2 separate regions of the Mus musculus genome follow, and region 2 is linked to region 1. A link is a loop called in an ENCODE intact Hi-C map of the cell type or tissue named here. Cell type or tissue: gastrocnemius. All regions are shown on one strand. Links, peaks and the distances in the headings refer to the core of each region. The heading gives the core; the rest is flanking DNA. Region 1 overlaps Kcnab1 (potassium voltage-gated channel, shaker-related subfamily, beta member 1). Region 2 has its middle 90 kb from the start of Gm25222.

What was found. Peaks named below come from ENCODE experiments on the same cell type or tissue, not always from the same donor. Only the 100,000 strongest peaks of a DNase experiment are listed, where the experiment ranks them.
Region 2: it touches region 1 in a loop (3-fold over the local background); 8 of 42 quality-filtered maps call a loop at or near these places.

Annotation. Positions count from the first base shown.
Region 1 is chr3:65,310,692-65,323,380 of GRCm38, forward strand. It overlaps Kcnab1 (potassium voltage-gated channel, shaker-related subfamily, beta member 1), which reads left to right. Exons shown (of 14, transcript NM_010597.5): 8 at 8,728-8,814. Among named protein-coding and RNA genes, the nearest start is that of A330015K06Rik, 14 kb to the left of the region's middle. In gastrocnemius, for the core only: CTCF peaks have their summits at 6,225, 7,391 (motif pointing right) and 8,751; DNase peaks (open chromatin) are centred at 7,366 and 8,754.
Region 2 is chr3:64,977,813-64,990,501 of GRCm38, forward strand. It overlaps a transcript of Kcnab1 not described here. Among named protein-coding and RNA genes, the nearest start is that of Gm25222, 90 kb to the left of the region's middle. In gastrocnemius, for the core only: a CTCF peak has its summit at 6,740; no DNase peak of the experiment used is centred there; H3K4me3 peaks cover 888 bases; H3K27ac peaks cover 1,480 bases.

The sequences.
Region 1 (12,689 bases), core at 5,175-10,174:
AATTGAGATTTGTCACATGAAATGATAAATGAGTTGCAGTGGTGCCAAATTACTCACACTTCTCCTCCTACAGTCCTCTTTGCCTACACTAATGAGACCTAGTAGGTGAGGGACATTCTCAGAAAGGAGGACACTTGTTTCCAGGGCTGGGTATGAGCATAGGCATGGGCCAAAGAAATACCTCTGTTTCTCTTCAACCAAGGGAATTTTGGGCATTTTGTCTTTACCTCTCTCCTCTGATATGACTACAACTGTGTAATTACACATCATATTTTTGTCCAACACCTTAGACAACGTTCTCTGCCATAGTAGTTCTAAAGATGGCAAATTTGTTAGCACAAGTGCAGGTTGCAAAATTAAGTCACAAAAGGTATTTTGTTTAATCACCAAGAATGCTTCCAAACCTTAATATTTGTCTGGTTGTCTGCGTCCTATGTCCTGTCGACATACAATTTCCCCCTGGAGTGGTTCATATCATAGTACTTTCTAAGGTGAACTTACTTCTTGAGTAAGCTGGTGCTATCCCAACCATGAGCATCACCCAGCTTAGGAAGAGTTATTTGGCCGCCTAACACCTGTCTACCCTTATCTCCTCATCAAAGCTTTTAACAAGAACCACTACAGGCCATCCTTTCTTGAACAGAAAATATTTCCTGGGCTCAATTCCAGCATTCCATTTTTCTGTCAGAAAATTGTGACTATCCAATAAACTAGTTTTAAAATCAAATTTAAATGAGCCAAATTTAAATTTATAAGAGCCTCATTTACCAGGCAATTAATTTTATGCTTATAATAAAAGGAGAAAACCTCCAGTCTTCCTAGGGATTAAAGAGGCAGATAAGGACCTGCTGTGCCTCCCGGGACTGAGATGAAACAGTTCCCTGAAGCTGCCCTCCTTTTGGTTGCATAATACTATATATAATGCAGTCTATTTGGGGGAAGTATTGATATTAGTGAAATTAATTAAATTTTCCTGACCAATGTTTAGGACTGAAACATAGCCATTGCTTTCAGATCTCCTGAGTTTCACTATTTCTATTATACTAGACCTTACATCCTTAAAAGAAAAACAAAGCCAGACCCATTGGTACAGGCGTGCAATCCCAGCAACCCTGGGGCTAACATAAGAGGACTTCAAATCCAAGGTCAGCCTGAGAATCTTGTCTAATAATGAAAAAGAAAAAAGAAATGTATAAAGATGCCTGGAGATGCAGCTTAGATGCAGACTGTTTGCCTAACAACCACAGAGCCCTAGGTTCAAGACCCGGTGTCATAAAAGGAAAAAGGAAGGATCTTCAAAAAGGATTTAGTTTGGCTGCACATCTTTTGGGCTTTCTAAACTTTGATAGACTTAGTGTTGAGTACAGCCTTTATTTGTTCTCCTATTTATATTACTGTTAAAGCATACCTTTATTAAATGGAGTGAAGGCAGCCTATTTGCCCCTAACTTATACAGAGAAGAACAAAGAACCTTGAAGAGAAGCTGCCTTTTTATTTTAAACTTGGCTTCCAGCTATTGCCACAGTGTCACCAGGGAAGGTCATTACTGGGCTGCCCAAGTTCCCGCTGAGGGTGCTAGTCATCTTGTGAGAGGCCTGAGGTTTCCTCCATCAAAGTAAAGTCAGTCTTTGATATGATTTAACGGTTCCTGGGATCAACCAACACATCATTGCATTCAATGTATTTTCCTTATTCTTGTTTTTTTTTTTAAACTTGTTCACTTTACATCCTACTCACTGCCCTCCTCCAGGTCATCTTTGCCTCCATCCCTCCTCCCCTTCCCCTCTGAGCAGGGAGGCTCCTGGGTGTCTCCCCACCCTGGCACTTCAAGTCTGGAGGCTAGGTGCATCCTCTCCCACTGAGAGAGAAAGACAACCCAGCTAGAAGAACATATCCCACGTACAGGCAACAGCTTTTCAGATAGCCCCCACTCCAGTTGTTCTGGACCCACACAAAGGTCAACCTGCACATCTGCTACATATGTGCAGACAGGCGTAGATCTGGCCTGTGTATGTTCTTTGGTTGATGGTTCGGACTCTGACAGCCCCAAAAATCCAGGTTAGTTGACACCGTCGGTTTTACTGTGGAGTTCCTGTCCCCTCCAGAGCCTACAGTCCTTCCTCCTATTCTTCCATAAGAGTCCCTGCTTATTAAAAATTGCACATATTTGGGAGATATCTTGTGCATGCGCACATGAGATAACATTCAAATCAAGATAAGCAACTTTATCGTTATCATTTCTTTTATTAGAAACATTCAAATTCTAACATTCTTGGAATATACAGTATACTGTTGTTATTGATCATTACCCTACTGTATAGCAGCAGTCCCTCTACATATTTAACTTAACATCTGTAACCAATCTTTCCCCACCTCCCATTCCTCAGTACTTACCACATCCAGCATCTGAAGGCCATTTATTCTACTCTTTTTTAAATTTATTTTTATTTTGTGTGCATGAGGGTTTTGCCTGCATGTATGTGTGTGCACCAGGTTTCTGTAATGTCCAAGGAGACCAGAATCATCAGATCCTCCTGGAAGTCCAGTTACAGACAGCCACAAACTATATGGGTGCTAGGTGTTAGCATTTTGTCTAATCTCTGCCCCACAGTTACCTGGCAATAGCCAGGTATGCCCGACTCATTATAAAAGGGGCTGCCTGCCCCCTCCTCCCTCTCTCTCTCTCTCTCTCTCTCTCTCTCTCTCTCTCTCTCTCTCTCTCTCTCCTGCTCTTGCCTTCCTGCTCCTACTCTCTCCCTGTTCCCTTCCCCCCTCTCTTCATGTACTCATGGCCAGCCTCTACTACTCTACTCTCTCTGTCTGTCTCTGTCTGTCCTGTCTGTCTGTCCCTCTCTCTCTATCTCTCTGTCTCTCTGTCTCTGTCTCTCTCTCTGTCTCTCTCTCTCTCTCTCTCTCTCTCTCTCTCGCCTACCCTCTTGACTCCCCTCCCCATGCCCTGAATAAACTCTATTCTATACTATACCATCATGTGGCTGGTCCCTCAGGGGGAAGGGATGCTTCCCCCATACCTGACTACACCTCCACCAAACATATCCCCTCGCTCTTTACCTTTCTATAAACACATCACTAGTAACCAAACTTAGAGAGGACCCTCTGCTCCTACTACTGAGCATCTCTCTGGCCCCCAGCATAACATTTTTAAACTCTGCATGTAAGTGAGACCACTTGGCATTTGTTTTCTTATATGTTTTATTTTACTTAGAATAATGTTTTGCCACATGGTGGGACTCATGGCTCTAGCTGCATATGTGGCAGAGGAATGGTCTGCATATGGTCCTGTGAAGGCTTGATGCCCCAGTATAAGAATACTAGGACAGGAAGCAGGAGTGGGTGGGTTGGGGAGCAGGGGAAGGGGAGAAGGGGATAGGGGATTTTCAGAGGGGAAACTAGGAAAGGGGAAAACATTTGAAATGTAAATAAAGAAAATAGTAAAAATTAAAATTAAAAAAGAATAATGTTTTGCTTTCCGTATATTATGTTGTCATAAATGATAGGATATAATGTTCTAGTGGCTGAATATAATATGCATGACCTTATAAGATAGATAGATAGATAGATAGATAGATAGATAGATAGATAGATAGTCAGATAGATAGATAGATAATCACATTTTTTTTCATTTATTTGAGGCAATATATATTTCAGCCTATTTACCATTACATAATTGAATCATGACAAAGATGATTACAGTGGTGGTAGATAATGATTTGCTATTGAGTCTCTTCAATGTTCTTGATATCAGTCCTTAGTCAGATGTATATTGGACAAATACTTTTCTTCATTATGTATATCTGTATTGCAGAATTCCATCCAGTTATATTTAAAATAGTTATTGATGGGAAAGGACTCACCCATCATGATGGGTGTTATATTGTTTTTTATGATGTTACTTGTTTTCTATATTGTTTTAGCTCCTCATTTCTTCCTCTCTCAGTGTTTTTGGTTGTGAGTTTTTCTAGTAGTGTTGTCTGGTTCTTTTTTTTTTTTTTTTTTTTTTTTTTGGTTGTTTCGTTTGTCTGTTTGTTTCGGGACAGGGTTTCTCTTGTGTAGTCCTGGCTGTCCTTGAACTCACTCTGTAGACCAGGCTGGCCTCAAACTCAGAAATCTGCCTGCCTCTGCCTCCCAAGTGCTAGGATTAAAGGCGTGCGCCACCACGCCCAGCGATTCTTTATTTTTTGTTATGGTGTAACCGTAGGTTTTCTCTTTGTACTTAATATTAAATATACAAAAAGATTATTTAGTACAAGTTATTTTGAAAATATGGCAACTTAATTTTGATCATAAATATTAAAAATAAAGAAAACCTCAATACATGCACTGTATTCTGTCATATATTTTAATTTCTAATGTTTCATTTCATCTTTTTCTATTGCCTATTTCTTAAAATAGCAGTGTAGTCATTTTCAAATTTTTTGATTTTTAATCCTCATACTAAAGATATTTGGAGTGCCATAGTTAAAGTATTAGAAGACACCACATCTGTCTGAAAACTCACTGCCCGCTTCCAGTGTTTTGTTTACTCAACAATGTCTTGTGCTCGCAAGAATTCCCCTTAGGATTTATTCTAGACTGAGTCTAAGTGGCAAGAATTCCCTTCGCTTCTATTTAGAAATATCCTTTTGTCTCCTCCTCTGAAAGCTTGCTTTGCTGAGTACACCAGCCATTATTATTAATTATTAGTTATTACTATTACTATTATCATGTATTCACTTTACAACCCAATATCAGCCCTTCCTATCCTTCCACTTCCTCCTCTTACACATCCTCCCTCCATTCCTTCTTCTCTTGCTATTTTCACAATTCTCTTCTTTTAACTTTTGAGACCTGATTATAACATGTCAACTTGGGGTAGATTTGGTTAAATCACATCTGTTACCTTTGACTTTCCTCCATCTGGGTATTTGGTTCTCTCTCTAGGTTTGGAAAGCTTTTTGTTACTATCTTTTTTAGGAAATACATTAATATCGTCATACATTTTTATGTATATACAAACCTATGTGTGAATCATGCTTATTCCTATAAAACCAGTTTTTAATATACTTTATTTATTAAATGTGTTCTTTGATAACGCATTTTATACGAATGCATTGCATAATACATTCGGGTTACTCTCTCTTCCTCCTCTCCCATCTTCCTCTTCCTCTGTCTAACTCCCTTCTAGCTGCAAGTCGCTTTCTCAAATTCTGGTCCTTTTGTTTTGTTTTGTTTTGTTTTGTTTTGTGACACCCTGAGTTTCACTAAGGCAGTCATGGGATAATGTGTGAGTCACACATGGGTATACAATGAAATATAATGGCTGAGCCTCTCCCAGAGTCCACTAGTAGCCAATAGTTCAGTAGGGAGGGGTAGGGCCCACGAGCCCCTCCCTTATCCATGTTTAACTGATGTCAAGGCGAGTGTTATACAAGACAGCCTCAGCTGCTGGGAAATCACAGTTGCATTGATCGTGGCATACCCAGAAATTAGCCTTTCACAGCCTTTCCGGCTCTTGTATACTTTCTGACCCTTCTGTCTATAACGATCCTGGAGCATCAGAGAGGAGGTAGAGATGTCCTGTTCAGGCCTGAGCACTAGACTGTCACTTTTTCTCAGCATGTTATTATATTTTTATAAGTTTTATCTCTTAAAATTTATGCATATGTATTTGTGTCTGTGTGAGTAGATGCCACATGTGCAGGGAAGAAGAGTCAAGGTCAGAAAGGAGCTAGAGTTACAGGCTATAGATGCCACCCAACTCTGCTAGGAATTGAACTGGGGTCCCTGGTAGAGAAGAAAAGACTTATTAGCTGCCGAAGCCATCTTTCCATCCCCTTGTTACTTTTAGTAAATGTTTAACTCTAGGATTCCGAAACCCTCACTGAAACCCCAAACCTGAGTATCTCTTCTTTTCATGATGTTCTGAGACCCTGCGAGCTTTCCTCATTCCTTTTCACTTTCTTCCTCCTGGATATATTCAAATATCTTGACTTCAAGTTCACTGCCCCTGCTGTTAGGTGGATTCTCTGTGGATGCTGTCAGTTCCCTCTTCATCTGCTCTGCATTTCAGCTCCAGGAGTTGTTACAGGTTCTAAAAATGATTTTACTTTCTGTAGCAAGGTTTCCTGGTGATTACTCAATTGTTTCTCCAGAGATTTTATTTTGTTGTTGTTATGGTTGTTGTCTGCTTTTATTTCTCATTTTCAAGACAGGGTTTGTCTGTGTAGCCCTGGCTGTCCTGGAGCTCCCTCTGTAGACCAGGCTGGCCTTGAACTTAGATATTTGTCTGCTTCTACATCTCAAGTGCTGGAAAAAGGGTGTGCTCCCACCACCACCACCCAGATTCTCTTGTGCTTTTAAGGATCATGTTTCAGTAGGTTATTTCTAATGTATTATCCACCCCTGGACCAGTTCTGGCATACATATACATATACATGTACATATACATATTTTTTGAGATTATAATTATGTCACTTCCTCCTACCCTTTCCTCCCTTCAAACCCTCCTATACATCTTTCCTTGCTTTCTTCCAAATGCATGGCTTCTATTTTTCATTATTTGTTGTCACAAATATATACATACACACATACATACATACATGCACACATACACACAGAGACACATGCATGCATACATATACACATGGACACACACATATATACATGGATATACACAGACATACAGACACACACAAACATACACATATATACATATACACACATATATATGTATATACATATACACACACAGAGACACACATACACAGACATAGATACACAAACACATACACAGACATACAGACACAGACACACACGCACACATACACATACATGCATACATACACACACATACACAAACACACAGACACATGCACATACACATATATATAGTCTTACATTCATAAATACAACCTACATAATGTTACTTTTATGTACATTTTCAGGGCTGTCCATTTGGTATTAGATAACCAATTGGTGTGTTCTTTCTTGAGAAAGACTATTTCTCCAACTCTTGCTTGACCATTACACAAAACAGGATCTCATTAACTCAGACAAGCTTCTAAGTTGCAATCCTCCTGCCTCAACATACTTAGTGCTGGAAGTACAGCCATGTGTCACCATGCTCAGCTTCTCTGTATCTTCTTGAAGTTCACGACTTTCCATCAAATAACTGTTTTGAATTCTTGTCCAAGAGGCCAACATATCCACCACCTCATCATCGGCTTTTGACATCTCAGCTCCCTGGAAGCTCTCGATGCTTGTTAGTATCTGACAGCATCCATGCACTGAAGCATTCGGCGTGTATTCCAGCTGTCACTACTTGGCTTTAATGGTGCCTGGCCTGGGAATTCTAAGAAGGTCGTTCTGGAGCCTGTATTTATTGCCCACGGTTGCAACACTAGAGGGCGCTAGTCCCAGTAAATTCAAAACTAGTGCTGCTATTCTGCTATCCCTAGCTTAGGTTTGTTGCAATTGGTACCGCTGTATGTGGTAGATTAGGGGACTGCCTAGATAAGGTGATCCAATCTCAGGACCGAACACCTCATCTACAATCACTAGCCTGCAGTCAGGAACAACAGGGTTCTAAGCAGCCCTGAGCCTTACCACAAGGGATGCAGCTCAAAAGGCCAGGTTTGGGTGCCTCTCTGGAGCCCTTAGGTTCCTGAGTCCAGTGTAACTATGTTTCCATGGCCTGTCTGGTGATGTCGTCCCTTTGGCTGGACACCACTGCAGCCAGGTACAGGCAATGCAAACTGGAATTTTATGTGACATCCAGGCTTTTCTGCATGGGTGTTGTTCATGGGAAGAATCTACAGCCCCAGCACTGAGTTTCAAGTAAAAGTTCTATACCTCTTTCCATCATACGTTACTTGCAAATAAAATGTCTTTGAACTTGCTGCCTGAGATTGAAGGTGAATAGTGGAGGTAATCCCTTGGCTAACAAGATTGGTGTTAAGTAGTGTCATACCTGATGCTACAACCTTTAGAACTGGTATACTGGCTGAGTTAGCAATTGTGTAAGTGAGAACCCGGGTCCAGCTCACCAATGTCAGAGATGCTTGCCTAGCTCTGGGGTGGATCCAGAGACTCTCTGTGAAGATTAGCCTGGGAGCAAGGGCAGGGTGGAGGAGTCTACTCAGTACTGAATTTCACCCTAGTGAGAGGTTGGTTCAAGTCTCCCTCCCCTCCCAAAAAGTGTCTCTCTCTAGGCCATTTGCTCTCAACCTTTGATCCAAGTGACCCTTTTACAGGGGTCGCCTAAGGCCATCGGAAAACACAGATATTTAGGTTACAATTTATAACAGTGAAAAAATAATCTTATGGTTGTGGGTCACCATAGCATAAAGAACTGTATTAGGAGCACTGGGAATGGTGAGAGCCTCTGTGGTTCTCTAGGCTGTTTGATTCTTGGATTTGGAGGGTTTCCCTCCGGCTTGCTCAAACATCATTTTCCATTATTATACTAAAACCCAGACACTATCATCTTTCTTCTGGTTTAACTCTTGTGAAGGTTAGTCATATGGAAATAACTCCAACTGATGTTTCTGAAGGTAAGCAATTGCTGCTATCGTCTTGCTGTGCCCTGTTCAAGAGGACTCTTGTAATTAACTCAGTGTTTGTTTTTAAGTAAATTCTTGAAAGAAATCAAACTCAAGCACTTTCTAAGTGTGGTCCTATTTGGACTTCTTGGGCCTTTGGTTATATTCTGTTTTCTGCTTCTGCTGCTAGGACTGAAAGGCTCCCTCCAGAGGCTGCAACTGGAATACGTGGATGTGGTCTTTGCAAATCGCCCAGACAGCAACACTCCCATGGAAGGTGAGTAAAAGAATCTAATAAGAAAAAGAGGCTACAGAATTGCTGGACCTAGCCTGAAGACTGTTTCTACTACAGTAAGTAATGAAGTATGTTCAGATTGTTAAGCTAGAATTTAAAAAAATAAAACCTTTCCAATGTCCTTTAGCTTCTGTATTGACCCCAAAAGCCAAGAGACTACTACGTAGGTTTATTTTCCTCCCCGCCCCACTCCTCCTCCTCTTCCTCCTTCTAACTTCCTTCTTTACCTTTATTTTCAGTTTCCTTTCTTGGTTGCAAAATACTCATTTCTTCCAGATTCACTTCACTTTTATGATTTCATCAACTGAAACGATTACGTTACTCAGATAATCCAACCACTGTTTCTGAGGCTCCTCTACAGAGCTTCCTTTTCTATAATGATGCTAAGTCTGATTAGTTTGCAATCCTGCCTGATAAATGCTGAGACATGCTGTGAGTGAGCAGGCATTGGACAGGCAGACCTACTTAATAAGGCTCTTCTTTGCAGTTTGGGTTTGGTTCTCTGCAAGCTGTGCTCCTGTCCCCCCTGTCAGAAAACCACAGCTTGTCCCCTGTGAAAGCCTTTAGAATACTCAAAAAGCCACATTTTCAATTGTATCCATTTGTCAATCTTACCTGGGATGACTGAGAAATAAGATTTGTTCTGTGAAGATTTGTTCTTACTGTTAGATTATGGAAATTAAGGAGAATATGAATGATTCAAGTTCATAGGAATTTTCTAAGTTGCATTTTGTAGATCGTCATTCATTTCAAACATATGTTATGGAGACTATTTGTATTGCCATTTATCTTTCCCAAATACAGAGAAACTATGTGTATATACATATATTTATATACACATTATTATCTGTGTTTACATATCATATATATGTGTGTGTGTATCTGTCAAAACAAAGGCTGTTTGATATGCAGATCATAAATAGTATTAGAGATACTTATTTCAATAATAGCATGCTGTCACACAATTCACAAAGATACATTCAAACAGAGCACTAAAGCCATTTAGTCAGCAAAACTACCAAATAAAATATTGGATTTTAAAAGGCTAATTGTTTCTCCATTTTAAGTACCTGGTGGCTCTTTTCCTCTTTGGAATGGTGTCTGTTACAGTTACACCATGTACATATAGACAACAGCTGAGTTTGTCCTCCTACCTATCCTGCATCCTACTTTACCTTTAATTTTAGGGATATATTGTAGCCCCTCAATCAGGAAATATAAGCTGCAGTATAGCTATAAAAAGAAAACCATATTATAAGGGCCTCTCAAGTGAAAAGGATACAGTATGTGGGTAAAAGAAGGAAATTCTCCAGCCATGTGATGCTAACAGGTTAAGTGTCTCTTGTATAAATACCAATGGTATGTTGAAATTTAGTTAAGAAATTTCCAAGTATTTTTTTTTTAAAGAACAGACTGCTATTCCCTGATAGAGTCTGTAATGTAGCATTATCTAACCTCTCCTGAAATTGGAGAAAATTACGTTTTTCCCTAAGATTTTCAAATAAAGTTCTACAAGGTAAAGTGGGAAGCTATATCATACTTAGTCATTGTACGAAGAGTGTTAAACAATGGGTATTTCCCACCTACTGAGTAAGTCACAAAGCATAGGCCTCTGTAGCTCCCTTAGCAGAGATTACCACCTTGTACTGGAATGCAGTCCCTCCACCTCTCCCTGCTGCCAGCCAGACACCACCCCCAGCAGACTACCAACCCTGAAGTTTCCTCTGCCTTGGGTCTAGTGAACAGGCGCTCCAGGCTGTTCTCAGGAAGACTCACCCCAAATGGTTTCCGTGTAGCTTATTCTAGCTTTCTGATAAAGTTATATTCCATAATTGCCTATAATTTATAATCACTTATTTATAGATCAAATAGAAATACCAGAGTCCGATTCTGGTTATGGACGCACAGATTGTACAGTCTTTCCTGCTTTACTCTAACAAGGCAAGGGCTGGAATATCGAAAGAAAAAAGTGAAGTACAGAGACAAGATGACTTCCTCAAAGTGCAGGGATTGGGGATATACCTGAGTTGTTTCTAGACTCTGTGTTAAGATTCAGGCTGGCAATGAATGTGAATCCTGCATGCCTGCACATAAGTCAAAGTTATACGGGCACATTGCGGTTTACCTGGGAGGATGACTAGTGCTCCTAAATGCCTAGGAGACAGGCTGAATATTACCAGAACTACCCTTGGAACCTTTCGGTAACCGCTAGTCAGTGTAACTCTACAGCCCTTATTCGGCTCTTCCAGACAAAATGACAAAAACATCTTCAGGTATTCACCCAGCCAATATCTTCAAATAATAGCAGAAACAATCTCTAATACCATTCACCTGCTTTTATTATCTCAGTACATCACAACTTAGTTGGACCCATTTCTATTTGCAATTAGTGACACAGCAGTAATTACCAAGCATATATTAATTGCATGTGTATCAATACGCCAGAGCTCAGCATTTGTAGATCCTCATTCATTCCAAACATTAGAATTCTCATCGGTGAAGAGGCTAATTCTTTTAGAGAGGCTGAAGCAGCTCTCCAATGAAGCAGCCCAGCCAAGGCATCAATAGCCCCTCACTGTTGCCGATTACCCAAAGGAGAGGAATAAAGCAACCAGCATGAAACACTGGGTGGCTTCTAGCCACCAACTCTGTGAGTGTCAAGATCATCTGTGTGCACGCTTTGGGTAGCTCAAAGTCACATTTCCATTTCAAGCTGTTAAAAATGCCATGAATCAGTGCTAATTGGGGGTGTATCTAAAATAAACCAGGATGAGTTTTGGCCAACTTCTGCATATCAAATTTCAACCAATTGAGCCAGAAAAAGATCAGTCATTGCACCTTCTTCACCATATATGGGCATCGTGTATCCCTTGCGCCGTTGCTACCCATCCCTGCCATTCTTGCCAAAAATCAAAAGACGAAAAGCAAGTTCTATCAAGAGAATGGTGGTAGTTTCCAAATGTGCAGTCAGTGGAGGAAATCAAAGCACTTCGTTTGCGATCTGCCACCTGACAGAATACAATTTGGTTTTGTGCTGACAGGAAAATGTGACAGTAGAGGGGAGCACACGCGCGTGTACGTTTTTTTCTCTCTGTCCTTCTCATTATTTTTCATGGTTCACCTAGTAGTAAGGCATTTTTCTTTCACAGCAGCTGCTGGGCCATCTGTCTCTGCTATACTATCTGCCAATAGTGGCATGGTTTCCAATCGTAGGGGAAAAAATCAGCCCAACATCCTATGTCTTCCTTCCTATGAGGATACATCTCTCCTTAGAACCACTGAGAGTCCCTTGTTAATTCTCTCACTTTCATACGTCAGTATCCATTTCAAATTCTTGCCTTGAGCTCAGAATAAGGGAAGGCTCACGACAACTTCAGTCACTCTGCACATGGATTGACAGAGACGTTGTGTCCCATGCGGGTTTGGAGTTGTTTTTCTGCTATTGTCAATTGCAGGGTAATTCTCCAGGGAGAAAGCCATTGAACACATTATATCATTGAAGTGGTGATAGATGTAAAGTGTGGACCACTTGTGACTAATGGCAAAAAGAAGAGGCACTTTAATATATAGACTTTTAAGATTTATTGACAAAATATGATGATGATTTTTCAAGTTAAATTACATTTTAGTAAGAATTTGATTTTAAAACATGCTTGAAATCAAGTCTTTTTCATGTAGAGCTCATTGCCAAAACTAATCATCTAGAATTCCTGAATCATTAAGTATGATGTCTATACTAATTACTGTTCACCTTGTTCATGTTCCTTTTCTTGAGGCTTGTATAGCCATTGTATTAGTCAGGGTTCTCTAGAGTCACAGAACTTATGGATAGTCTCTAGATAGTAAAGGAATTTATT
Region 2 (12,689 bases), core at 4,835-9,834, 330 kb before region 1:
ATAGAACCCAACCAGAAACTGTACTGAGTTCAAAGCTCATTGCTGTTAAAGAATAAAGATTGAAATAGCAAGGCAGATGCTAGGAGGAAGAGAAGAACAAATGCAATGAGACTTTTTCTTGAGTTCTTTTGTTTGCTTGGGTTTACTTTGAATTATATCTCTCTCCGCTCAAAGGGTTTCACAAAGAGAGAGTCAAGCACACCTGTTGAAGGTCTTGTGATCACCTGTGGAAGGAAGTCTATGTGCTCCTAGAAGAAATAGTTTTGGCTCTGAGGAATTAGGTGATTGAGCATCTTGAAATGAGGAATGTGGACTCCGCTCTTCTTAAAGCTGAGCAGAGTGTTTTCCAATGTCTGTCCAGGCTTCCACTGTTATTTTCATTTAAGCCTAAATCATGTGGGCTGTGCTAACGGTTAACAAACTAGTTCAAGTTCTCCTTGAAAGGACAGTGCTTTTTACCAACACAGTCTAAGATAAATCTCCTATTCTGCACTGGCCATTCAATTTGTGAATAAAAGAGAGAGGTTATTTTTCTCTCTTGGTATGAAGTAGAGTGGGTATTTATCAATTGCTCCAAGAAGGTGTCATTTGTTTTTTAAGTAATTTGTTCAGGCCTTCTGTAAGTCAGCCAGCGGCTGCTGAGCCTGTACACAAGGCATTCCTCCTCCAGAGACTGGAGACTGATTAGAACTCACTTAGAAGGAAAAGGAAACCAAAAGCACAAAGTGAGCTTAGCATTTGTAAAGGATGATTGTGGTAGTGAATATCAAAAGTTGGAGTTCTCGGGGTGAGTTTTTTCTAAGTACAAATTATTCCCAGTGGTTTCCTTGTCCAACTCCAATGGTCTATTTTAGTAGAGTAGCCGCTGCTCTGATTTTCCAGCTAATTTTATTAATAAAACCATTTGTAATAGTGTGGCTCCTCTCTGGAGAGCAATGCGTTCTACACAGATGGTTTATATAATAAAGGGCTTGTGTAGAAGAGGGATGGACTTTTGTGGATTTGAGCCCTTGAATAGACAAGGTCTTGGACAGACACTTATAATCTTAGATCACACTCTCCCAAGAACTGGCATCTCCAAGGACCCTTTATTTTATGATTTGAGGAAAGGAAAGCCAGTTTAAACTCATTAGTGACTCTGTGAACCAGTCAAGGCTTTGCATCATGATGAATTTGCTGTGCTCTGACACATTTTCCAATGCATGCTTCACTGAATTTCCCCCAATTTCAACAGTGCTTCATCTCCTCTTTCAAGACACCTATTAATTACCTTACTTAGAAATTTATTTAACTGTCAAAGAGGAAATTTTAGGGAAGAGGACTGTGACACTTGGTTCCTCCTCAACTCGGCCTTTACCTTCATTTCTTATAAATATGGTTGGGGAGTGGTGATGTCCAGGCTTTTGTATATTATGACACTTCCACCCAGGGTAACAGGTTTGAGAAAGAACAGTGACTGTGTGAAGAGACCCCTGTTTGACTTTGTCCCTTCGCCTTGAAAGATATCATTCTCTTTCTTATATAGTAGAAAGGAGATGAACCTTGGCATTAAGCAGACCAGAAGCCATATCTCATCTCTGAGAACTGAGATATCGATCTTGAAATGATGTATTGGATGCCTAACACACAGTAGACATACATTACATTTAAGTTTTCTTCCCACTTGCCTTCTAGCATCTGTTTGTCAGCCTTGGGGTGTGGGAAGATGAAAGCCCACCAACTGCTATATAAGTAATAAGAGATTTTTAAGGCAAGGAAACCCTGCACCATTGCAGTGTGCAGGGTAGGTTCCCATGATGAGCTTCAGAGCCCTACAGTCTGCAAGCTAGGAAAGCTGCTGTCTTCTTCCTAATTTGGGCAAATGCCATTGCAGCCCTTCAGCCTAGGGAGGGCCAGCTGCTGAGGTCCTGCATCATCTGTGAGGGGGTATTCTGTTGTGTTCCCATAGAGACTTGCTACTATTTCTAACTAAAGTTGACCAGAAAAGGGGAATAAATCAGTAAATATGCAAACACACATATAAATTGAAAAGAAATGGGAAGAAAGTATCTGAGAACGATGGACAAAGTTGGCATAGGAGTCCTTTTTTCAGCTTAGAATTTTCCGAATTCTTCATTCAGAAGGCTATGTGTTATTTGTTTCTATTACATTACATTAACTCTGAGGAAGGCAGTAAGTACACAGCTGAGTAATTATTAAACAAAATATACCAAAAAGCAGGTTCATAGCCAGACTCTTAAGGAGCCACAGATTACTAGTTTTAAGGAATTTTATTGTACTCACAATGGCAGGAGGATTCTAACCCAGGGGTCAGCAAGCTCTTCCTGTTACAGAGAACATATCTTAAGCTTGAGGGCCTGGTTGTCTTGGTATACATTCTGACTTCTCCTGTGGTAGGGGAAAGTAGCCATAAGTAATACATAAATAAGTTGAACAGTGGTAGTGCATGCCTTTAATCCCATCCCTTGGGAGGAAGAAGCAGGTGGACTTGAAGCCAGTCTTGTCTAAAGATTGAGCTTCAGGTTCACCAAGGTTGAATAGAGAGAACCTGTCTTGAAAACAAACAAACAAACAAACCCCAAAACAAAACAAAATACTCTGTCTCTAGATAGAAAGAGAGAGAGAGAGAGAGAGAGAGAGAGAGAGAGAGAGAGGAGGGAGGGAGGGAGGAAGGAAGGAAGGAAGGAAGGAAGGAAGGAAGGAAGGAAGGAAGGAAGGAAGGACATATAGTAGACATATAGTTCAACATAACTATTGGCAAAGAAATTTGAATTTTATACAATTTTAGCATGTCACAGATATTCTTCATAATTTCCCTTATGTTGTTTTATTTTTTAAAAAAAAAAAACCATTTTTAGCTTATGGGTCATGCAAAAACAGGTGGTATGCTGGATTTGGCCAGAGGCCTGTGGTTTGCTGACTGTGGGTCCCAAAAGCCACCCTTTCATTTGTACAAGTTATTTGTTTATTTATAGTCATTTTAAGCCTTGTTTTTAGACATATTTAAGGAGTCCAAATGCATACAATCCAAAAACATAAAAATTAATTTAAAGGAGAAAGAAAAATATCAGCCCAAGAAAGACTAAAAGTGCAGAAAGACTCAGAAAAGAGAGAGGACACACTTCAGACAGGTCAGAGGAGTTGCAAAACATTAACCTTAATCTGTCCCTAGACTTCCAACAACACCAAATCCCAAAGAGGAAGTAGAGTATTTATAGTTCCTGGAGGAGGAGATGGGCTATCTTCTCAACAGTAGCCCATGCTTGCTGATTAGAATTTTGGAGAGAGACTCCTGAGGTGCTTTGTGTGTAATGAATGACATCCTCAGCAGAGCATCCTACACCAAGCACTGTCTTGAGGGTTCTGGAACCCTTGCCTGCGGAACCCTAATGTTATTTGATGGTATCACAGCAAGTGATAGGTCAGCAGAAACAAAGGGAGTAACACCATGGGTTTAATACAAACTATATTGGTCAGTTTCACAATAGTAATCATACAAACTCAATCTCACTCTATACCTCCCCCAGACCTTCCCTCTTTCCCTCACTCCCTTTCCACATCCATCCCCTTCTTTCCAATGACAAGTCTTGTTTGGGTTTTTTAAATAAAATGCAAAATAAAAACAGTATTGATTTCTAGCCAATGGTACAATGTCTCAATAGCTTTGCACTAAAGGTAGAGAGAAGGTAATGAAGAAAGAGAAGAGACAAGTAATGCTGCTTAGATATGGGACAGATGTTGGAAATAAACTCTTCCAGTCTCTTAAAGCTGAAATCAAAGTTGGACGAGGTTGACTATTGAGTCAAGTGACATTTCCAGCCAGCAACACATTGAGGACTCGTCTCCTGCTGGTTAAGTCACAGTCCTGTGCTTGCTCATGTTTCCAATTCCTATCATACATCACAAAATCACACACACACACACACACACACACACACACACGCACACACGCACGCACGCACGCACACTCACACGCACACACACATGCACACACACAGTGCACACGCACACACTCATATACATGTACACATGCATATGCACACACAGCACCTGCAACTGTATCATTCCACTCTGTCTGCCTTTCCAGGCTCTGCCTATCTCCTGTTCCAGTCCTATTCCTCTGTACACTGACCCTCTGCTCCTTTCCCTGGATCACTGAGCCTCTGCCTCTGCTGAGTATTTCATCCAGAAGATGCATTTTCAACCCCATTGCCTAGATGATCCCAACCCTTGGGTTTTCCCTTCTCTCTCACAGCATGGGTTGATCTTTTCTTTATATAAGCTTGTCAAGTGTGTGTGTTTCTTATCAAAGTTATTCTATCTCCACCAGGACAATGAGGATTAGAGCTTTTCTATTCTATAATCCTACAAAACCTTTGGGCTTTGCAAGTTCTCATTACAAGTGTGTTCTTAACTGAGGAGCATCCATTCATAAGTTGGGGAGCATTAAAAATATTAAAGAGCAAATTGGAACATCTGATCCCCACCAGCAGTGTTCTAGCTTCCTACTAACAGTGCCCTAGCTTCCTGTCTTCTTCCATATTAGACATTAAGGTTATCTGGTTGTCTTTGCTGAATTCCATTCCCCATCTGAAAAACAGACTAAATCAACATCACAGCAGCAGGTCACATGTTACCAGAGGCTGGGTTCACTCTTAGATTTTTCTGTGGACCTAACATGGCACTTGTTCCAATGCTGATTAGTTTTGTTTAAACGTGGGGAATTTCTGTATTTATGTTTATTATTGGCAAGTAGACAAGGCCTCTCACATTAGCTGAAGTAGGACTGGGAACTCTCTGCATAGCTTCAGTTTCAAGTTCATGGTAAATAATAAGTAAGTAAGTAAGTAAATAAATCCTGCCTCCTATGTAATGGGACTATTAACTTCAATCACTGCACCTCCCTCTACTTGAAGCAATGAAAAGAAACATGTATTGGCTCCCTTTAAAAGATGGACAGAAAATAATAACACCTACAAAGTAAATCTTACACAATCCTGAGCTCACTACCATTTCTCCCCATTGGCTCATACAAATTCATTGCTTCTTCTATTGTAGTAGATCTTTAGAAAACACTCAGAAAATGCATTTTTTCTCATGTCTTCACTTAACACGTGAATTCTCATTTGATCAAATTAGAATTTGAGCTAACTTGTTCTCCAAATGGTTGTAATATGATGGTACCTATCATCAATACTGTACTCTTCCTGCCTTGAGTAATGTGCTTAGAATAAAAATATTTAAGAGGGACTAATATGGAAGTGACCCAAACTCCCAGCAGCTCAAGTTCCTCTCCTGCTAGCTTTCCCCAGTGTCAGATGGTATTGTCAGAGTGGAGACATCTTAGAGGCTGCCATCACACTGAGTCGGATAAGGGGGAACTACACAAAGTTTCTAGAAGGCAGATGGAAACAGGAAGAAGAGAGCCTTGGCCTAAAACCAAGAGGAGAGGGTAAGAAACAGGTGCTCTATATTGATAGGCAGCCCCAAGGTGAGAACATACATAGTGCTTCACACTGACTTCACACAAAGAGACAAAAGGGGGCTGAACAAGGGGAAGTTAAGTCAGGAGCACCTTACCCAGCTAAGACATTTTATCAGACATGTCCGAGTTTGAGGGTACTTGTTGGCTGTTGGTTTTCACTGCTCTCAAAATAAACCTTCAAAAGAGCAGTTTGAAGCACTTTTTTACTCTAAACACCTTTCTGAGATGGATGAGTGTTCCGTCATAATGAGAATCTAATAACCTCACACAACGATTTGCACACAGGCTCAGCCTCTCCCCCTTTCTTCTCTTATAGCCTCCTACTCTATAAAACAAAAGGAACAAACCCTTATGGGAAAATAGCATTTACACTGAGGGCTTATAGAAGGCACCAGGAAGGTAATCTGTTCTGCTTTCCATAAGATTGCAGGGCTGAGGTACTGGGGAAAAGTATTTATTTTGTATTAAAATAGAACTCACCATTGTCTTCCTTGTACCCTCATATTTCGTACATTTCTTTACATGTTCCCATGGCCTGTTCTTTCCATGGGATGCTTGGCACATTCCAACCTGCTTAAAGGAGCTATGGCCACGTCTACAAAACAATAGCCTAGAAAATACTGCCTGTGCAGGAGTCATATTAAGACACGCTGACATGATTTATTTTAGGCTGGTCTAATTTGGGTCAGTCCTGGGGCCTGTGCTGATTTCCCTGAGCCTCAGGCTGTGTCTCTCCTGCAACATTTCTGGAGGGACAGAGATGGCACTGAGATGGATGAGGCTGGGAATGTATGTGATTTAAAATCTGAATAGGCTGCTGGTAGTGGACCTGAAAGGCAGAGCAAAGTGGCCTGTTCAGTGCTGAACCACGTGCTTATTGCCTAGGGAATGGAACGGACATTCTAAAACAAATACGGCTTGGCAGTGTCACTTTAAATAAGAAATGCCCCAGAACCTGAGTATGATTGCAGCTCAGAATATTGAGAGCTGAAATTCCAATTTGTTTTGAAATTTCCACTGTGATTTTCTAGGGTAAAGGCTGCCTTGATGAAAATATCAGATTCAAAGCTTAAGAGTAAGACTGAGTTACATGAACCATATTTTCTCATGTGGAAGTTGCTCCTCTGAACACAACAGGTATTTTGGAACCTGGTTTTCTTGACAATGGAGCAACCATAGACCAAAAGATTGTTTCCACTGCCTCCCCTACCAAACACTTCTGAATTTCCCTTCAGTGCTTGTGGATGTCAGTAGGGTGTGCTATTTCACAAAGAAAAGGAAGCTTTTTCATTCCTTGTAATGAAGCTAGCAGGCTGCTTTTCATCAGAATCAATAGCGTTACCTGATTGTGTCAACAGGACATTTTTCATAGTGAGAAAAAAAAAGCTAACATTATGTCTGGCATCCTCTTGGAAGCCCAGTTGCCGTAGCAGATTTATTGTAGCCTAACCCAGTTAGAAGTTTTATTATTTTAATTTTAATTTTTAAGATTTTTGATTCTAGGGAATTTCATACACATAAACAATACAATAATATCATATCTACTCTCTGAATTTCTATCTTTCAACTCCTTCTATATTTCCTTCAACATGTCCCCTCCCAAACTCATCTCCCTCCCCCCACCTTTTTTCCCTTTGTCTACTACTCTCTGGATCCAATTAGTGCTACACATATGGACATGCATATGGAGCCATGCACTGGATCATGAAACACCTTCTTAGTTGTAAAAACAAAACAAAAGAAAACACAAAATACAGAACATAAAACACAGCTCATAAAAGAATGGTTTTGCCCCTCTGAGCAGCTATGGACGAACAGTGGCTTCTCAGTAAGAAGTAAGGTGTTGAGAGCTCCTCCTCCAGCTAAGCTGGGGTTTGGTTGGCTTGCTCTTATGCAGGTCTTGTGCAGACAACCTTGGCTGCCGTGAGTTCATGAGTACAATAGCATGGGCAGAAACCTTTCCCAGCACTCTTCCCCAACCTCTGTCTTTCCCATTCTTTCTGCCTTCTCTTCCACAATGTTCTTTGAGTGTTGGCAGGAACAGGGGCTAATAGAGATATCCCATTCAGATTAAACATCCCATCTCTTATTTTCAGTGCTTTCACAAATTATGCATCTCTTCATAGACCACTATTCTCTGCAACAAGAAGCGTCTCTGTCCAGTCTGAAAATGGCACAGGTTTATAAGTGTAACTATACATATTTAGAAGACAATTTGAGAGCATTGCCATTTGGCAAAATAACAACTGCTGATTCTACTCCATTGACACTCTACAATAGTTTAGAAGTGCAATCAATATATCTATCCACGGGTGACTGAATAAGAGAAATGAGGCACATATACACAATGAAATATTACTCAACTGTAAGGAAAAATGAAATCCTGAAATTTGCAGGTAAATGGATAAAACAATAACAACAAAGGAAACATACTGAATACGGTATCTCAAGTGCAGAAAGACAAATGCAACCTGTTTTCCCTGTGTGTGTTAAACTTGAAGCATATATCTGGGAAGCCAGAAAAGAACCTCTGGGAAAGAGCCATGTTAAAGGAGGGTTTCAGATGAAAAGAAAGTAGAGAAGTGGAATACTGGGCATGGGGAAGCTTATACAGGAAGAACAACAGAAGTCCAGGGAAAATCGAGATGTGCAGGTAGAGGGTTAATTAAAAGGAAGGTAGATAAGAAACCCCATTGACGTCTACTTTCTTACAACCCAATTAAAAATATAACTGGAGGAATATTATAATAAATGTGATAGAAAAGAAGGAATAACCTGGTGGTTAAAGGATTAAGTGGGGCACATGAAGGAGATTTCATCATTGGTACTGAAGTCCTTGTCAAAAAGCCTGTAGTTAAGAAGTTCATAACCACTACAGTAGACCTGCTATTGTTATTTTGCAAAATCACCAATTGCATGTTTTACTGAGCAAATAGTCTATGGTACCAACTCCTAAGCATGGCTGACTGAGTGGCAAAAGAGCAGACCTCTCACTCCAAGCTATATTTGTTAATTTATTTTTTTACTGGCATAACAGAAATATCTGACAGAAGAATCTTAAGAGAGGAAGAGTTTATTTTGGCTGAAAGAATATGAATATGGTCTACCATGGCACAGAGAACAACACTTCAACTAAGACTGTAGCAGAAGAAAAATAAAGCAGTTGGTCACATTGTTTCCAGTGTCAGGAAGCAGGGAGACACAGAGATTTAGCCTGTACCTTTTCTTCTTTCTGTCCATGGAATGATGCCGTTCACACTCATACTATGCCTTCTTCAGTTAACCCTCTCTGGAAATTTTCTCCAACATACCCAAAAGTGTGTCTCTTAGGTGATTATAAGTCAAACCAAGTTAACAATAAAGGTAAACCATAATACTGGCCTTCCTTTGGAAAATATTCTGTGTGTTCATCCCAGGTCATTTTGGTTTTGCTTGCTTTAGCCTTTTTATTGAAAGGAACTTCAAACTACAGAAAACAAGCAAGAATAATAGAGGCGTACTTGTAGCCCTTTGCTCTTAACACAAATGTTTTGGCTCTATTTGTTTTAAAAACTGCCCATGATCCAACAAGCTCCTTCCCCACATCTTTTGCCTTATTTGTTTTCCCAAACTTTTGAGAGTAAGTTACATGGTCCTCTGTCCTTCAATAGTTTGTACAAAGTCAGTATTCCTGAGGATATCCCTGAACAAGTACTATCATAGTTTGCTTTATGTAACTTTATAAAACACTGATCAAAAATAACTTGGGAAGAAAAGGATTTATTTGGCTTACAGGTTACTGTCCATCGTGGAGGGAAGCTAAGGCAGAGGAAACTTGAGGCAGGATCTATAGCAGAGGTCATGGAGGAACACAATGCTTACTTGCTCACTCTCTTGGATTACCCAGTTACCTTTTACAGTGGATGCCCACCTGCCCAGGCATGGCACTGCTAGTGGGCTGGGCCCACCCCATCAATCACCAATCAGGAACATGTTTCTCAGACGTTCCCATAAGCCAATCTATGGAGGCCACTCCTCAATTGATACTCTTTCTTTCCAGGTATGAGTAAATTTGTATCAAATTGACAGAAACTATGACAGTTACCAACTTCAATAAAATGTTCTTTAATGGCCTATGTTATCCTACCATCTGCATTCCAATTCTGTAAACCAACATAGGAATACTTTTGGTGTCTCCTTTACATTCTAGTTGAAAGGGTATGGTATTAGGTTGCACACTTTATTGTGTTCTCCTATCTGTTGGGTCTGTTTTCAGTCCACTGCAGTTCAGTCAGAATTAACTATTGCACAGAGAGGATACAATAGAGTTGTAAATACTGAGGCCAGTGCAGATTTGGAGATGACCCTATAATGCTGCAAATCACTGTCTATTTGCAACCCTCCTTGTTGGGCTACTGCCATGTAGTGGAGACTGCTCTCTTCCACAGTTACCAGAGGAGAACTGTCATGTTTTCATCTGGAACGTAAAAATATAACTAAAGTGTCTTTCAAGACAATGCAGAGTCAAATGAACTCAGTCATCATCTGTGTTCATCTACTTGCAGTACATCCTCCTCAGAGAGGTGGTGCTGGTGGTCTGTGTATGGAGAGGAGGGACCAGATAGTTCATGAAAGAGGGCAGGGAGAATGCTAGCAGGCCATGGGAGGATAGTAAAGTAAGGACTGCCAATTGCAGTTACCTCAAGATTATGCAGGCTTTGTGAATGGGACCACTAATGAATGGAGCCAGGAAACTACCCTAAAGATAGAGCAGAAGACAAAGATAGAGGTCCAGAGTGGAAAAGAAGGGATTCTAGCTGGAGGTACCACAGCACTCCTAAAGGAGAAATAGGAACCCAGGACACACTTTTAGGCAAGTGATTCTAGCCCAATTATTGTTTATCATTTTTTCCCTTCTGTCATGTTCCTCTCAATTGGAGTGTGATGGAAGCTTCGGCAGCTGTGTAGTGTGGGCATGGAATGTGCAGCTATGTTCTTTAGATTTCAAAGGGTTCTAACCTATCAGTGAGACACACAGCTTTTGGAACTGCACAGTACTCTAAAACTCAGCATGCTTTTGGAGGCTTGTTATGGCACGGAAGCAGCTAAGATGGCCCCTGAAGTGACCATTGTATAACAGCAGTACCTGCCATCATAACTTGTTTATAAGAGTCATTAAATCAGCGCCTTCTTTCCTCCCTCTTAGCAGTCTGTTTTGTTTATTGCTGGGTTGTCTGCCTCTCCCACTGGAGTGTAATTTCATCTGTAGGGCTGATTGCTGCACTCTTCAGAAACTGACATCAAGTATAAAAACTAATAAATATTGGTTGAGTAAATGAGTAGCTAATCAGGAAAATAACAAATAAGATTCTGTTGTTTACTGGAAGACAAATATACCAGGTGCAGGAATTATTTGGCCACACTACCCATCTACAGTCTCCTTGCTATGTCTGTCCTGTCTTTAGTAAAACCATCTGGGGTCTAAATTCTGGCATTGCTCTTATAGGGATTCAGTGCTCAAGCAGATTTTGGTTGAGCATTATTTTGAGTATGCCTAAGAAGGTAACTGTGAGGATGATATTAACATTTGAAAGGAAGGTTGCTCTCTCTAATGTGTTGATCATCATCCAGTATATGGAAGACCTAAATAGAACAAAAAGGCAAACCTTCCCACACACAGAATACAACTACTCCTGCCTCACTGTTTCTAGACTTGAACGTCTACAACAATAGCTATTTGGGTTCTTGGGTATTTGGACTTATTTGGGTATTTGCACTCCTAAGGAATTCTCCTTCAAGCCTTGTTTTCTGTAACCATGAAAATAAATTTCTCATCATCAGTCTGTATATCCATCTATAGATCTCTTGTTGGCAGTGTTTCTCTGGAGAACTCCAACCAATAGAAACTTCTCACTATAGAGAAGAAAGTTATCTTCATCCACTGTTGGGTCCTAGGCTACCTTGTCTAGAGCTGGGTGTTCAGGACTTTCACTCCACATATTCTTTCTACTCAGATGTGACACTTGCTGAATGAGGTTCTAGCTGATGACCACCTGATGTCTGTAAAACACTCATGTTGGAGCCGTGAGGCTCTCCTCTATCACGCTTTATCATCCCTCCTTCAATCCTTTCCCCATCAGTCCCATTGAACATCCATTTGTAAGTTCACTTCTTTCTTCGTATTTTTCCATTCCTATTTTACTATAAATAGAGGCATCATCTCAATTTAACAAGTAGTATCATCTCAAAAAAAAAAAAAAAAAAAAGCTGTGAACATAATCCCAGCACTTGGGAGGCAGAGGTAGGTGGATTTCTGAGTTCAAGGCTAGCCTAGTCTACAGAGTGAGTTCCAGGAAAGTCAGGGCTATACACAGAGAAATCCTGTCTCAAAAAAACCAAAAGAAAAAAATATGACTCTTGTTTGGAATTTCTGATTGATTCATCAGTTGAGTTCACAGATAACTACACTAGAGGTTTTCTCTAGTGTAATAGCTGATGACTATGAGTTCTAGGTAAATCTTACTATTCTCAGATTGTACTAAACTTTTCCAATAAAACTCTGTTGTACAACTGAGGACTTTATTTGGTGATTAGCAACCTCAGAGTAAGCTTCAGTGGTATCATCATACCCATGGATTTTCTCACCTGAGTAACACCACTCTACTACCCTGGCAAGACTGCAAGACTCTACTCAATTTTCCTGTGCCAAGGTTCTCATTGTTACCATGACTGGACAAATGGAAAGATCATACCTTTCCATGCTCAATACTTCACCCAAAGGACACTAAAAGAGCCTCAGTGGGCATGGAAACAGCTCAGTTATCTTCTGCTCAGCCTTCTACATAAGCAGCTCCTCTCAAAGGCCTTCCTCTCCCAACCCTATGTTTATCATTTCTTGGTTCTAGGTTGCTATGAATCAGATACTTCCTCTGCTTTATCTAATGATAATTTTGTTTGATTTATCAAATAACCTAGGAGATTGAATAATATGGTCATTTAATATGAATATGTATTGTATAGTATGCATTAGTGAAATTCTTTTTATGAAGTTGTTTTGCTTTCTCTGTAATTGTGGTACAGTATCTTTTTCTGCACCATCTAAATATTCTTTTTCATAAAAGACCACAAGTTCACTTTTTTTTCATTCAGTAGACATTCACTGAGTACTCACCTTGTGTTTGGGGAAACAGCAGTAAACATACAGGCTTCATTATCCAAATTCTTG